Linked DNA regions of Homo sapiens: region 2 is linked to region 1. A link is a loop called in an ENCODE intact Hi-C map of the cell type or tissue named here. Cell type or tissue: heart left ventricle. All regions are shown on one strand. Each heading gives the region's core, and the rest is flanking DNA. Links, peaks and the distances in the headings are about the cores only.

What was found. A loop is a pair of places that touch in the nucleus more often than their neighbours do. Peaks named below come from ENCODE experiments on the same cell type or tissue, not always from the same donor. Only the 100,000 strongest peaks of a DNase experiment are listed, where the experiment ranks them.
Region 2: it touches region 1 in a loop (4-fold over the local background); 3 of 110 quality-filtered maps call a loop at or near these places.

What each region holds. Positions count from the first base shown.
Region 1 is chr2:224,071,405-224,074,323 of GRCh38, reverse strand. No RefSeq gene overlaps it. Among named protein-coding and RNA genes, the nearest start is that of SERPINE2, 34 kb to the right of the region's middle. In heart left ventricle, for the core only: a CTCF peak has its summit at 1,654; a DNase peak (open chromatin) is centred at 1,673; H3K27ac peaks cover 2,076 bases.
Region 2 is chr2:224,124,577-224,127,495 of GRCh38, reverse strand. No RefSeq gene overlaps it. Among named protein-coding and RNA genes, the nearest start is that of SERPINE2, 87 kb to the right of the region's middle. In heart left ventricle, for the core only: no CTCF peak of the experiment used is centred there; a DNase peak (open chromatin) is centred at 1,285; H3K27ac peaks cover 1,782 bases.

The DNA.
Region 1 (2,919 bases), core at 332-2,831:
TCAGCATGAGAACAAACTAATACATACAACTTCCTGTGTCTTGCTAAATGGCCATGTTTCTTGCACCCACTAAACATCTCACCATCCACCCGTTGATGGTGTGCAGCAAACTTCTTTGCCAACTGGCCACAGAAGATGGCCTTTCTTGAGAACAAAACAGAATTTCAGGCCTGCAGAGAGCTGCCCCCTCCTCCTCCACAGGCCTGCCATGGCGCATCCAAGATCTACTCCCTAGTGCTTGGATGAGCTTCGTCATTATTGTGTTTGTTGTTCTTTTTGTAGTTGTAGATTGTATTGCTGCTGCTGGCACCTGGCTGCAATGCTCCTCAGCATACCTGGCCCAAGGAAAATTGCCGAAAAATGGCATGATAAGAATGTGAGAGCCATGCAAAGTTATGCTGGGTTGGAATGTATGGTAAACTCACCTGATGGCAATGACTTGAGCATGGCCTTAGAATGATGCTGTATGGCTGATTCACCTGAATGTGTGTTCCGAGCCAGGGAATCCAGGAGTGGCCAATCCAAAGATTCCTTCCTTGTCTATGAGAAACATCTGAGCCCCCAGTCTGTCCTGAGGGACATGGGCTGTCCAGGGGATGGAGGCCCTGAGTTTTGGGTTGGATGAAGGTTGCTTAGGTTTTCACTACTTACCCTGCTCAAGGAGTCTTGACTCCTTCCTGATTTGAGGACCCATCTTCCTGGAAGAAAAAATATATATATGCAACAAAACATAGGATTTGGGAAATTATTCAAATAGTTTCTGAGTTGAAGAGAATTCCACTTGCCCTCATCAGTTATATTTACAGCACAATGAGCTCAGTTCTCCTTATTTTACAGACAAACTGACGTGTAACTGAAAAATGATGTTCAGAAAGTACTGTTGCATTGGGCCTGCTGATTTGATGACATGGAAAGTCCTGACCACATCCAAATCCATTGCCCTTCTTCAGATCTGTCCCATTAAAATGTCCGAGGGCCCACGATGCTCATCTCTATTTAAATATTTTGTTGTTCCTTTGGGACATAAATAGGAAAGGTTTCTCAAAATTTCAGCTGACTACACTCAGATCCCCTCATGCCAGACCTCACATACTATGATGTAGCATTTTGTAGATAACATGGACAGACACCCACCCTGTCTGCCTGATGTAGTAAATAACTTTACCCGTCCGCTGATCTTGGATTTGACTGCTGATGCTTGCCTGAAGCCTGGGTACTCTCCAGCCTGTCAGTTCAGCTGGGATGATACTAATGAAGCTGTAGCTACAAACTCAGCTCCCCTGGGGACTCATTAGCTTCAGCAGGAAAAAAAAAAATGTTCTAAATTTTCCTCATAGCCCCAGCCATCTATTTTGGAAGCACACCCACTGGGGAACAAGGGGCATTCTACATCATTCTCCCTGTATGTAATCCCTCTTCTTCCCAACAAAGCTTCTTGCATGAGAGGTTTAGACTCGCCAAGCCACCTTATCTCTCAGTTATTTCTTAACTGTCTGGATTTCTTCCTCTTTCCAACATCATTGAAACAATTCCTGCTAAAACCATCAGCAATCGGCTAACTGCCCTGAAATAAGGACTTTTCAGGGCCAATCCATTTCTCCAGAGAGGAAAGAAGAAAAGACAAACATAGTTCCTTCAAAGAAGATAAATGAGCCCTAGTGGATGCTATGCAGCCAGAGTCCTCCCAGCTGCTGGGACATCTGGGGGCTGAAAGCTATCAGCTGAGTTGCTCTTTGGCATCTGTGTCAGCTAAGGAACTTGTTGCTGTCTTGCCCAGTTTTTTGCCTTTCTTGGGACAGCCAGCATCCAATAACTGGTTGTTGGGACATGGGTATAAAAGTCCAGCCCTCTTGCCTTAAATCATGACAACTCTGAAGGGCCATTCTTGTTCCCAAGCTCCTTGTAGGATCAACTGAAAACTTTGTTGTTACTGCCCTGATATGACATCATCCCTTGAGGAGACTGGCCATATAGTGACAATGTGAGTATATTGGTCGCTATAGGACATGAGTCCTATATAACATCACATTGGACCAAAGAACATTATTACGGTATCTCTGGGTCCCATTACTTACCACACTTTTCAGAAGCTAGAGGCCTGATAGAGCAATAGCATGGACTTTTGAAGGTGCAATTAAGGTGCTGACTTGGAGATTATACCCTGCAAATGTGCCCCCTCCCCCAAGATTCAACATATATTCTAAATCAGTTACGATTCTACAATGTTGGGTCTCCAGTATGCAGAATACACATATCCAGAACCAAGGGGTGGAAGGAGAAGTGGCTCTGGCCACCCTCGTGCCCAGCTATGTACATAAGTCTAGTTTCTGTGGATTAAAAGGTCCTAGTTCCCAGGGTGGAAATACCTGCACCAAAAGGCAAAGCAAGAGTCCCATTAAACTTTAAGCTACTAGGCTGTACCAAGGCACTTCAGGTTTCTCATGACAAGAGACAAGAAGGCAAAGCAGGTTTTCCCCATCTTGGGAGGAGTGCTTGATTCTGATCCTCAAGAGGGAGTAAGGCTGCACAGTGGGAAGAAGGAAGAATATGTTGGGCACCCAGGTGACCCACTAGCGTGTCTCTTCACGCTTCCTTGCTCGATTTTGACAGTGAACGGATACATGCAGCAGCCACAGCCTGAGAAGGGCATATTGAGCAGTGTTCAGACCCCTCAGGGTTGAGAGTCTGGGTCATTTACTGAGTGAACCACCTAAACCAGCAGAAGAGACAGCTGAGGGTGAGATACACCTAGCATGGCAGATCAAGTGTGACTTCAAGACCACCTATAGTGATGAAGCCTGTCACTCATCCCATTCACCTTTTTCTTGTAGGTTTTCTCAGGGAAAGAGATCAACCAGAATTCTGAGGGAGTTGTTTCCACGACTTGTTACATGAAAAAAATCGGATCCCAGCAGCACA
Region 2 (2,919 bases), core at 95-2,594, 53 kb before region 1:
GTCTTGACAAATCACAAGATGTGGCAATACTGACAAGAAGGGTTAGATTTGGGCAGCCGTTGTTCATTTCAGCTAGACAAGGATGCATCAACTCACACAAACCTCTGCCTGGTTTTATGCATAGGTGTTACCTGCTTCATATGTGAAAGCATTTAAATTGTTGACAAACTGCTCTGACCATTTTGACAACTGGTTCAAAGCAGGGAATTACAGCCATCATTTATTGAGTGCCATAATATGGGCAGACAGCATTCTAAGCTCTCTCCGTGTACAAACTCATTTATCCCTCCGACAACTCCATAAACTCCACAAACTACAAAAGGGAAACTGAATCAAGAGAAATTCAGTGATTTACCGGGGGTCACGCAAGTAGGAAGTGCTAGAGATACGAGGAGAGCCAAAGAGGCTTGACTCCAGATCCCGATGCCTAATTTCTAATTTACCCTGCCTTTAAGATTAGCTTGACTTTGTGATTCCTCTCAGGGTTGATTACCTGGTCAGTTCTAGCCTCGCAAGTATTTCTCATCATATGTACCTTGCACATACAGGTAGATACATGATACAAGCCATGATATGTATGTATATATCCTGATGATCAGATTAAATATTTATTCATCCGCTCAACATCTGAGGGGCCTAAAGAAACAAGAAAATTAGCTACAGACATTGGCAGCCGTTGGGTAGAAATGAGCCGTAGCCTGTTCTGTGAGGAGGTGGCTGTGAAGGGTGTGGAGAGGAGATGGATGATGTGGCTGTCAGGAAGACCGCGAGCTCCTGAACCTCACTGGCTTTTTGGACTTGAGCTGTGCTCTGATCCAAACCACACACTGGGCTCAAGCTTTCCTGATTGATCTCAGAGTCTTCTTTCTCTGCTCAGGTTCCTCGTGACTATTTCAGGCCAGTAACTCCCAGACCATCCTCCACAGCCACAGCTTCATCCAAACTTGGATTTCCCCCAAACAGCCTTCCCTGGGGTTCATCGCATCTTTCTTGCTTCCTCTGAGATATCTTTTCTCTTCTCTGAAGGCTCTTTTATTAATAAGACCTGAAGGCTGAAATCATCCTTTTTCTTTCTAACAAAATAAACTACTTAGATATTATTTGTTTTATTCCATTTCAGAATATTCCCACTTTGAGAGTATTTTGTTGTTGTTGTCTGAGGCTTTTTGTTATTGTTTGTATAATGAAGCCCAGGCTGAAGACACTGTGGCGTCCCCAAGGCACTGCCTCTCAGCCCTGGAATTTTCCTTCAGCCTCAGCCAGCCACGCCCTCGGCTTCCTGTGGGCCCTGGCCTGAGAGCCCCTGCATCTGGAGGGCTGCTCGCCTCACATAACCACCTCCTTGCTGAGGCTCCAGGCTGGGCCTTTCTGGGAACCATAAATACCCAAATTCCCATGCTCCTCCCCAGACACTCTCAGAACCCCGGTCTCCTTGGAAAGTATTTCCTATCCTTATTTTCCAGGACTTCATAATTTAAATGGATTATGTTTCAGGGGAGGTGCAATTGATATCTTCAGAAATCAAAACCTTCTGGGGGAAAATTTACAAAATGAGGACTCCTATAACACCATATTTGTCTCACCTTTCCCTTGATTTTTATTTTTTACTTTGAGTACAAGGTACTGTCACTGTTATGGACTGAATGTCTGTGTCTCCTCCAAAACTCATGTATTGAAGTCTTACTTCAATATGATGATATGGTTTGGCTGTGTTCCCGCCCAAATCTCACCTTGAATTGTAGCTCCCATAATTCCCATATGTTGTGGGAGGGACATAGTTGGAGATAACTGAATCACGGAGGTGGTTCCCCCCATACTAATCTCATGGTAGTGAATAAGTCCCCCGAGATCTGATGATTTTATAAGGGGATTCCCCTTTCGCTTAGCTCTCATTCTGTCTTGTCTGCTGCCATGTAAGACGTGCCTCTTGCCTTCCACCATGATCATGAAGCCTCCCCAGCCATGTGGAACTGTGAGTCCATTAAACCTCTTTTTCTTTATAAATTACCCTGTCTTGGGTATGTCTTTATCAGCTGTATGAAAACAGACTAATACACAGCAGGTGAGGCCTTTGGGAGGTAGTTAAGTCTTTAGGGTAGAGCCCCCATGATGGTATTAGTGCCCCTATAAGAAGAAAAAGAGACACCAGAGTTTCCTCTCAGCCATGTGAGGGTACAGCAAGAGCAAGAAGGCAGCTATCTGCCACCCAAAGAGAGAGCCCTCACAAGGAACTAAATCTGACAGACCCTTGATCTTAGACCTACCAGCCTGTAAACTGTGAGTTTAAGCTATGGTTTAAGCTGCCTGGTCTATGGTATTTTGTTATAGCAGCCTAAGCTGACTAAGTTACCAACCGCCAAAACCCTTAGAGGTTAGGAAATCCTTTGAATTTCAATATGCTAGAATTAAGCTCCACAAAAGCAAGGATCTTTGTTTTGTTCACTGATATATCTCAAACTTTTAGCATTTCATAGGCACTCAATAACAATTTTCTGAAAAGAAGAAAGATCTCATTATTTAAGAACACACATATATATATTTAGAGATGGGGGTCTGTCTGTGTTGTCTAAGCTGGAGTGCAGTGTCTGTTCACAGGCACAATCATAGCTCACTGCAGCCTCAAACTCCTGGGCTCAAGTTATTACCTCAGCCTCCCAAATAGCTGGAACTACAGGTGCACACCACCATGCCTGGTAAGAACGATTATTATAGACTAGTAAATACATGAGAACTCACTGGTATAGCTCAATCACTATAAACATTTAAATGATCTTATCTATAACAATTTCCTTGGCAAGAAATAAAATTTTCTCTTCAACCTGAGTCACATTGTGAATTTAAATTATTTTTAAGATCTATTCTACTCCTTATTTTACTAAATTTCAAGTAACAAAGATACCTCCAACAAAGAAAGAAAAA